3 separate regions of the Homo sapiens genome follow, and all the other regions are linked to region 1. A link is a contact called in ENCODE Hi-C or POLR2A ChIA-PET data. All regions are on one chromosome and are shown on one strand. Each heading gives the region's core, a stretch centred on a gene start or an enhancer-like site at or near the end of the contact. The rest is flanking DNA. Distances are from core to core; before and after follow the strand shown. Region 1 holds the start of CMTM8 (CKLF like MARVEL transmembrane domain containing 8). Region 2 holds the start of CMTM6 (CKLF like MARVEL transmembrane domain containing 6). Region 3 overlaps OSBPL10 (oxysterol binding protein like 10).

Region 1 (2,950 bases), core at 226-2,725:
CAGTCACTTCTGCACCATGATGGTGTGCCCATTCTCTAACTCCCACATAGGCTCATTTTCAATTCCCAAATATTTAACAAAAGTCTGTGAGAGATGACAGAGGGGCACTGCTGGGGCAGCTGGAAGCTGTCTCAACTGCTTGCAGTTATGAGCACGGCCCTGCAGAAAGGCAGGCCTGGGTTTGAATCCATGCTTCACCATCCACCGGTGTGATTTACGTCCCCTCTCTAGGCCTTCACAGGGGAGGGTGGTCGTTGGATTACACGAGGGTATGAGGACATCTAAAGGGCTTGACAAGATCCTGGTACACGAAGAAGACTCAAACAGTGACCACCTCTAACTGCTGACAGGACTCCAGTCCTTTCTCAGCTATGAAGGACTGGCTGGGACTTCTGGGAAGATCACGTGAGTTTTCAGCCTCTATGCCCTCCAATGAAGAGAAGAACGCCCATGCCCTGCCTCCTTCCCAGGAATGTTCTGAGCCTAAACCAGGATGTGCACAGCACCATGCAAAAGACCTCTTTGGTCCTAAAATAGGTTATGGCACTCAGATTTTATTCAGTAAAATTTTCCTGACTCACCTCAATGTTACTACCAGGGAGATAATTAGGAAAAGAAAGAAGCCCTTTCCTCTTCCCCTGATCTTAGGAAGCTTTATTTTCAGGGAGGAGGCCATCCACGTGGAGATCAGGTGAGAAAGGCACCAGGTGTCTCTGACACTCAACACAAACTCAATAGCCACTAAGCCAAGCTTCCTGCTCCCAGGATCTGCCGCCGCCACCGAGAGGACCCAACAAGCTGAATTTCTCCCACAGCAAGACATCCTGAGGATCACAACCCTTTCTTCCCAGGACAGCCCGAGTTTCCTGGACCTTGTTTAGAGTCTTTCACTTTGGGAAGAAGGCGAGGCTGAGCAAAAACGGTTCCCTAAAGCCCGCGGGAAGATCTGAGCAGGCTCCATCCCGAGAAGCACGGCGGAAGCACGCGCCGGGGTCCAGCTGAGCCCCCCGCCACCCCCGGCCCGTCGGCACTCACGATCTCGGCCACGATGAGGAAGCCGGGCAGGGTGCGGAGGAACTCCCGGTCGTAGGCGAAGCTGCTGCTGCTGGTGGAGAAGTTCTCTGCGAAGGAGCTGGCGGTGGTGGTGACTGTGTGCGAGCGGGCGCGCTGCGGCTCCTCCATCGTCGAGCCACTGCCGGGCTGGCGCGTCCCCAGGGACCCCGGCGGGTCTGGGGCTGGACGCGCGGCCCTGCGCCCTGGGGACACAGGCGCGGGGGAGGGGAGCGCGGCCCGCGCGGGGCAGGAGGTGCGAGGGGGGCGCCCGCCGGGGGCTGTCCAGGCGCGGCGGGTGTCCCTCTAGTGCGCGGTGCCCCTAGCGCCTCGGTGCGCGGGCTCCCGAGCTGCGCTGGGGCCCTAGAGGAAGAGGAGAGCGAGCGAGGGGAGGCTGCCGGGCAGCCGGGGAAGGCGGTGGAGGCCCGGAGGAGGGGAGGGGGCGGGGAGAGGGGCGGGCGGGAGGCGGGCAGGAGAGGGACCGCCCCGCGGAGGCGCCGCGGACGCCCGCCCTCTTCACCTGTTGCCCGACTCCCAGCGGCGGAGAAGGCGCCGCGTCGCACCCAGGGTGGCTGGGTTGGCAGCCTGGCGGGCGGCGCGGAGGAGAGGGCGCAGGGGTCCTTCTGGCCGTCTTCCGCTCCCCCTCCCGGCCTTTACTTCTGTCAGGCCCCGCCTGGCCCAGGCCCGCAGCCTGTTTCCTTCCACCTGGGCGGGTCGGGGGCTGCGGGCATTGGGGCCCCTTAAGGAAACCCAGGCCTCCAGGGACTCCGCCGCTCCAGGACTCGGCGCGGAGGGAATGACTGAGCGACGACCGAGGCAGGGGGTGATGTGGTACCTCGAATGCTGTGGAAATGGCAGGAATGATGACCCGGCCGGACCTTAGACCCGAGATCGATGAGAGGCCGCCAGCACTGCCCGGGAGACGGCCCGCTCTTCTCCCCCTCCTGCTGCGGCCGCCGCCAGAGCCCGGTGTTATTTCCTGCCCCTCCTGTCGGGAACAATTTGAGGAACCAACTTAATCGCTTGGCTTTGAGGGCGCGACGCTTCCAGGCGCTCTCCGCGGCTCTGTCCCGCGGACCGGTGGAGCCTGGGTGACGGCGCCTGGGCCGGAGGAGGGGAGATGTTTGGGGTCCCTGGCCAGGATGAATCAGCGTAACCGTCCCGTCACCCTCGGGGAAAAAAAATGTTTCAAGAAGGCTTGAAGGGTGTGATTTGTGTAATGTTAACTTTAGGACAAATGAGCTGTGCTTTCCTGGCATGGGAAGGGGATGGGGGTCCTCATTTAGTGAGGCAGTTTGTAACAGGGTCAGGGAAGAACTGAGCTCGGCTGCGTGCGTTTATCGGCTGTATGACCCAGAGCGAGTGGCTCTAGTTTTTGGACCTCAGTAATGCCATCTCTAAAATGCAGGCTTTGACAGATGGACCTCTGAACAAAAAGATTATCTTCCGCTTGGTCCCTCCTTCTATTTTGTGAAAGGGTAGCAAGAAACATTTTATCTGGAAGCCACCAAAAGAAAAGGAAATAATCTTTGGCTATAAATCGAGGGTATCTTTGATTCACAGTGAAGGCATTTCTGCTGATCTGTTCCAAGACAGGTTAAAAACGAGATCAGAAGGGACATTTTCTTCACAGTGTCTTATCAAGTGTGCTGAGAAGAAAGCAAAAACGACAATCTAATAAAATAAAACAAGGAATTAGTGTCTTTTAAGTCTAGGGCCTAGCCAGGAAGACCTCCAGGAGTAAAAGTTAAGGCTTCAAAAGCATGGCAAAGATGTAGATTTGGAGAGATTCCATCCATGTGCATTTGGTAAGCACCTTGGGCTGGTGGGTAAATTCTTAAAATTTAAAATATAGCACTTCTCCCTGGAGCAGTAGTTCTCAAAGTGGTCCTTGGACCAA
Region 2 (2,934 bases), core at 435-2,934, 260 kb before region 1:
GTTGGTCAGTCTGGTTTCGAACCCCTGACTTCAGGTGATCCACCTGCCTCGGCCTCCCGAAGTGCTGGAATTACAGGCGTGAGCCACTGCGCCTGGCCTATCACAAATCTTTTATCCATCTCTCTAGTCATCAACTCATCTTAATTTTGGATGAATTTCAAAGGAACTTTTAGACATCAGTAGTGTCTAATTTGGGATGATAGTGACTTGAAGAATAATGGGGCAATGAATCCTTGTAGCCCTGGTGAAAATACAGTGGCCTTCCTTGTTGGACAGAATTGGTGGCATCTTGGCCTTGGGAGGACATTCAGAGTGCATGTAATCAGAGACAGAAGGGTAGTTCTGGCTGGTTGTAGGTGGCCCCTGCAGGGCAGTATCTACTTGTCTCTATTCATTTGAATGGGAGCTTTTGTTTGTTACTGGAAGAAGAAAGGGAGGTTTGGGGCCACGGAGAAGATGTAGCAGCTGATGGCAGCAGAAACCCCTTCTCTCTTCCATGGGTTTTGAGACTCCAATGGAGAGATGAGTTAGAAGCTGACGTTTTCTGGGTTAGCGTTTAGCAGCAAGGTTTCGAGTCAGACTGCTTAGGCCTGCATTCCAGCTGCTCCTGGCTGTTTGACCTTGGATATGATTTCAGCCTCTTGGCCTCAGTTTTCTCATTTGAAAATGAATGTAACCGACTTTATACTGTCGAACCTACTTTATATTGTTGTGAACATCCTGTAACTCAATCAACTTCAGTTGCTAAAATATAATTACATTCCTTGACAAGTTCACACAAAATTAACATATGTGACTGTAGCAGTTGGTGACCAAGAAAGAGAAAAAGGAAATGATTTTGAAAAGTGAGCCTAAATGGAATTTCGGGAGACGCGGGAGGGAGCGATTCTGAAAGTCCTTACAGACAACTCATTGTACTTCAAATGAAATACGAATTCTTCCCTTGGTCTGCAAGGCCTCCACATTATCTGGCCTTTGCCTACATCTCCAACATCTCCTTTCCTCCCGTACTTATTCCTAGCGACACAGGCCTTTGGGCTTCAGATTGAGTCAAACTCATTTGGTCCTCGGGACATTTGCACTTTCGTGAAAGGCTCTCCCCAGAACTTTACAAGCCTGGCTTCTCACACTTTGAGTCTCATTCAATTCAAAGATCATGGTCCTCAGAGAGGCCTTTCCTGACCACTCAGTTTAGTAGTGGCCATTTAAGTAGAGCACCCAATTCTCCATCCTTTTTTCCTTCTCCTTCCTCTTCTCCTCCTCCTCCATCTTCTTTTTTTTTTTAATAAATTTATCAAGCCACCAGAAATGCTGAATCCATTATTTTCGTATCATATTTTCACGTCACTTATCACTATCTGAAATTGCTATCCATCTGTTTTCTTGTTTATTGTCTGTCTCTGTTACTAGGGATCCTGTGATTTTGGGTAGTACTTGGCTGTCACCCAAGTACCTAGAACGGGGTTCACTGCACACCGAAAGTACGCAAAAATACTAAGTGAATGAATGTCAGGAGGATGAAAGATGGAGGGAGGTGAGAAATCCATCAAAGGCTCACAGAAAGAACTCAATTCTTGGATGAAAGTCGGAAGAATCCCAACAGCTAACAAGCAAATTTGCTGAGAGGGGGCGGGGCGGGCCAAGGGCGGGGGCGGGAAGGGGCGGAGTCAGGCGGAAGCCGGGGAGAAGGCCCAGGAAGTGACGGCCGCCTCCCGGCTACCGGGGACTTCTGGAGTCCGAGAAGTCAACGGCGCGGTTGCTGCGGCCGCCGCGCTCCCCGGCCCGAGGCGATGGAGAACGGAGCGGTGTACAGCCCCACTACGGAGGAGGACCCGGGCCCCGCCAGAGGCCCCCGGAGCGGCCTCGCTGCCTACTTTTTCATGGGCCGGCTCCCATTGCTCCGGCGCGTTCTCAAGGGCTTGCAGCTGGTGAGTCCGCGGTCAGGGAGGGCGAGCCCGGGCTGGGGAGCGGGGTCTGGCCCGGGCTTGGGAGGCCGCCGAGCTCCTTCGTTTCAGCTTGGTTGTTCAGTAAAAGGAGGTTTCCACACCTCTAGTTCCTTCCCTCTCAGCCTGGGGAAGGGGGCGTTACCCTCCGCCCTTCCGCCGGGCGGCCCCTCAGTCCCAAGGCTCTCCCCATCGGGATCCCACGAACTGGGGCCACCCAGCCTGTTAGGCGGGCTCAGGAAATGCGTCGGAGACCCAAGTCAGCCACTTCAACATCTTTCACTCATCCTCTATGGCGACTTTCCTCTCTTCTCTCTGCTGCTACCCTGCATTATCGCCCACAGTGCCTGTATTTAGACTGTGAAGCGCTGTTTATCTTTCTCTGGCTCTTGCGGTTTTCCTGCTGCGAGCCCATGGGGGCAGTTTAACTTGCTGGACAAAGTCCTGCGATACCACGCGTGGCATTGAGATGTGTGTGTATGTGTGTCCGGTAAATTGTCTTCTAAAAGTTTTATATTGACTGGAAAAGAATTATTTCAAAATTGAGCAATATGGGTTCTAAGTGGAAAGTCAAAAGGACAGCTTTTTGTAAGTATGTGCGGATAGCTGAACTAGGACATGGTATGCATCTTTCCATTTTATTGAGTTTATTTTAAGCAGTTGAAGTACCATAAACCTGTTCGTGAAAACATCAAAGCATCTTTGAGATTTAAATTATTCACTTTACAGTCGTGTTGGCTCCTATGTACTGTTCCAACCACTGATGGTTGAACCAGTTTAGGAAAAATAGAAACAGTTTAGGTTCTATTTCTGCAATAGAACCAGTTTAGGAAAAATCCGAATGCTTATGATGTTTATGAGTTTTGTCTTACTTTGTTTTGTTTTTTAACCATTCTAAGTAAAAATTAGCTCATTGGTTTCCTTGGAAAGAACTTAAATTCTTACAACTCAAATGACCCGAAGTTAAATTCTTAGAACTCTAGTGACCTAC
Region 3 (3,071 bases), core at 1-2,500, 310 kb after region 1:
TTAAACATCATGCTGACTTTTATCCTGAGATATATTTTATGATGTTGGAAAAGCATCCATCTCTATCTTTTTTTTCTTCTAAGAATGGATGTTGAATATTATCAGATGTGAATGGATGTTGAGTATTACCAGGTGCCTTTAGAGTGCCTATGGCAATGATGTATGACCTACCATCTAAAAGATTTATTTTTAATCCTAGCTGGATGTTTCCTTTTTAATTCTAGCTGGTGTGAAGGAGATGCAGGCTTGGGAATGAGGTAGTTGAGAGTTGGATGTCTCTGCGATGCTATTGTGCAAGTCAGCTCTTTTATCAAATGCTATCAATATTTAATAAACCTAGACCTAATAATAGATTGACTTTGGATTGTGATTTTTATATTTCTGTCTTTCCCTGTCAACACCTTTTGGTAGCTTCAAGTTAAACTTCTAGTCCAGTTGGGGTTTAAAGGGTATAAATATACATTCTGGGCATTCTTTTTTTTTTTTTTTTTTTGGAGACAAGTCTCACTGTCGCCCAGACTGGAGTGCAGTGGCGGCAACCTCTGTCTCCCAGGTTCAAATGATTCTCCTGTCTCAGCCTCCTGAGTAGCTAGGACTACAGACAGGCATGCACCACCATGCCCGGCTGATTTTTATATTTTTAGTAGAGACAGGGTTTTCAGCATGTTGGCCAGACTGGTCTTGAACACCTGACCTCAAGTAACCCGCCTGCCTCGGCCTCCCAAAGTGCTGGGATTACAGGCAGGAGCCGCTCTGCGCCCGGCCATTCTTGGCATTGTTAATTGTGCAAGTCTGAGGTAGATGGTAGGGTCTGTGTCCTCCGAATCAAGAGTAGGATACTTGGGGGTAGCACACACAATAATTACTGTTTTGGAGCATGCAGATAAACTTTTAAAAGTCACCTTGATGTATGAGTCATTCTTGAAACTGTCAATTAGTGGATTGTTTTTTTCCAGGCAGGTTAAGGTAGATGCCAAATGGACAGGATGTTTTGGTTATGTGTTGCCATTTTTTAAAAAGATCAATACCTCCGAATTAAAGTTGTATAGGGACCTAAGTGCTCATTTTCTGTAGAGTTTTAAATACCATCCGCAAATCTCCATTATTTTTCTTAAAGGTATTTGTCCTTTAGGAGTAGAAAGTAATTGTTGTAAATGTAACTAACCTGAACTTCACCCTCGGGAGTTTAATGACCTTATTTTTACTGGTCGTGGTTCACACTGAATTTTCTCTCACTTCTTGTTCCTCATTCTCTCCATGCAACCTATCCTTTTCGGGCCTTTTTTATTTCTTACTCCTTACCTGTATGGCAGCCTCCCTGTTCCCGACTACAAGGGCTAGTAGGTGGGGGTGGAGAAGAAGAGCTCCATAGTGTTAACATACAAAGATGTGAAGATTCACGGGCTACAGACTCTGTGCCTGGTAGAACCCCACAATTATTCACTCAGCCTCTTTACGCATGTTTTAGATAAGGTGTTCCTGGTTATTATACTAGATTTCTGGAAAAGCCAAATGAGAAGGAGCTGGCATGAAGGCCAGCGGTAGATATACTGATTGCAACAAGGAATAATAGCTGCTGTTTATTGGGTGACCCTGAAAATTATATCAGGACCTTTAAAACCAAGGCCACTTAGGGCCATTTAGTGAAGGGACAAGCCTCTGTTCCTTTTATATCAGTATAGTACAATTTAAAAAATAGTTAAGATGACTCTGGGCATCCAGAAAAGATAAATCTGACATAGGTTGTTCAGTTTACGAAGACAGAGAAGTGTGTGATCCGTTTTTGAGTCAGTTATCTGGAAAATTTACCAAGCAAGGGTTGAAGAGTGGAGATTTCTTGTACTAGGGAAGCTAGCTTAAAAGATGTGTTCTAATGGAAACAGTTAAATAGTTGATGACTCAGTTTTTCTTTAGCAATTACTTTTATGATATGATGTGGTTGAAAATAACCTCCAAATATTCCAGAGTTTCTTTTACATATAATAGTGACGCTTGTTTTTCATGGTAATTGAAAATGTTTCAGATTCAACTTTTGTAATGAATAGTTTTAATTTATTTCAGATTTGAAATGTCAGTGACTTGGGAAGGGTCCAGAGTGTGTAGCTTTTACTTTACCTTTGACTTTTTGTTGTTGTTGTTGTTGTTGAGATGGAGTCTCACTCTGTCACCCAGGCTGGAGTGCAGTGACACGATCTTGGCTCACTGCAACCTCTACCTCTTGGGTTCAAGCTATTCTCCTGCCTCAGTCTCCCGAGTAGCTGGGATTACAGGCATGTGCCACCATACCCAGCTAATTTTTTATATTTTTAGTAGAGACAGGGTTTCGCCATGTTGGTCAGGCTGGTCTCGAACTCCTGACTTCAAGTGATCCACCTGCCTCAGCCTCTCAAAGGGTTGGGATTACAGGCATGAGCCACCATGCCCGGCCTACTTTCCCTTTGATTTTGTAGGTGGCTGAGGAAGTGCAACTGTGTTACTACTTCTGCTGCATAGGTGCTGTGTCATTCATATGTCAAAGTAATAACCTCTGCATGAGAATAACATTCAAAGCACCCTGTGTAGCCCTGTGTACCTACACAGCTTTTCAGACCAGTTCAGGCGTCCACAGCAAGCCTGTGCCATTTTTACTTGTCTTATGTTACACCAACTCCTGAAGTGTGGTGGCTTTCTGAATATGCTTATGGCATATGTGCTGCAAATTTTTGTGATTTCCTGTCTCCATATTCCAGAATTTATAGTAATCTCATGAGGAAGCGAGGTGAAGTTTTTGGTTTATTCCACGGCTTCTCAACCCCAGCACTATTGGCATTTGGGGCTAGATAATTCTTTGTTGTGGGAGAACTAGCCTGTATATTGTAGACTGCTCAGCAGCATCCCTGACCTCTCCCCAGTAGATGGTAATGGCATCTTCTCTGGTTATAACAATAAAAAATCTTTCCAGACATTGCAGCTATCCTCTGGGGGGGCAAAATCACCCATGGTTGAGAACCACCGGTTTATGCTTTATAAAGAGTGATTTTGAGGGCGAATTGACTGTTTATGTTATTATAAGAAAATGAATAAACATTTGT

What was found. Hi-C counts contacts between places; a loop is a spot of excess contacts on that map. ChIA-PET counts read pairs that join two places held with the same protein, here RNA polymerase II (POLR2A). Pooled maps may share reads with other maps.
Region 2: a map of CD4-positive, alpha-beta T cell shows a loop between it and region 1 (2.9-fold over the local background). The contact joins the promoter of CMTM6 here to the promoter of CMTM8 in region 1. A Hi-C loop is called at or near these places in 3 of 168 maps with a recorded cell type or tissue (CD4-positive, alpha-beta T cell and naive thymus-derived CD4-positive, alpha-beta T cell) and 8 of 50 pooled maps. POLR2A ChIA-PET finds 5 or more read pairs at or near these places in 1 of 52 experiments (OCI-LY7).
Region 3: POLR2A ChIA-PET joins it to region 1 with 10 read pairs in activated T-cell. The contact joins the enhancer-like site here to the promoter of CMTM8 in region 1. POLR2A ChIA-PET finds 5 or more read pairs at or near these places in 2 of 52 experiments (activated CD4-positive, alpha-beta T cell and activated T-cell).

The regions. Positions count from the first base shown.
Region 1 is chr3:32,237,205-32,240,154 of GRCh38, reverse strand. CMTM8 (CKLF like MARVEL transmembrane domain containing 8) reads right to left here and starts at 1,475. Exons shown (of 4, transcript NM_178868.5): 1 at 1,036-1,475. The coding sequence starts at 1,182. RefSeq lists a silencer at 1,462-1,671.
Region 2 is chr3:32,501,602-32,504,535 of GRCh38, reverse strand. It overlaps CMTM6 (CKLF like MARVEL transmembrane domain containing 6), which reads left to right and starts at 1,684. Exons shown (of 4, transcript NM_017801.3): 1 at 1,684-1,928. The coding sequence starts at 1,791. RefSeq lists silencers at 1,584-1,673, 1,744-1,973.
Region 3 is chr3:31,926,185-31,929,255 of GRCh38, reverse strand. The region is part of intron 1 of OSBPL10 (oxysterol binding protein like 10); the gene reads left to right. Among named protein-coding and RNA genes, the nearest start is that of OSBPL10, 54 kb to the left of the region's middle. Within about 2 kb of position 1,250, at least 2 of the 41 ENCODE cell types and tissues checked have a DNase peak (open chromatin) inside an H3K27ac peak, as active enhancers do.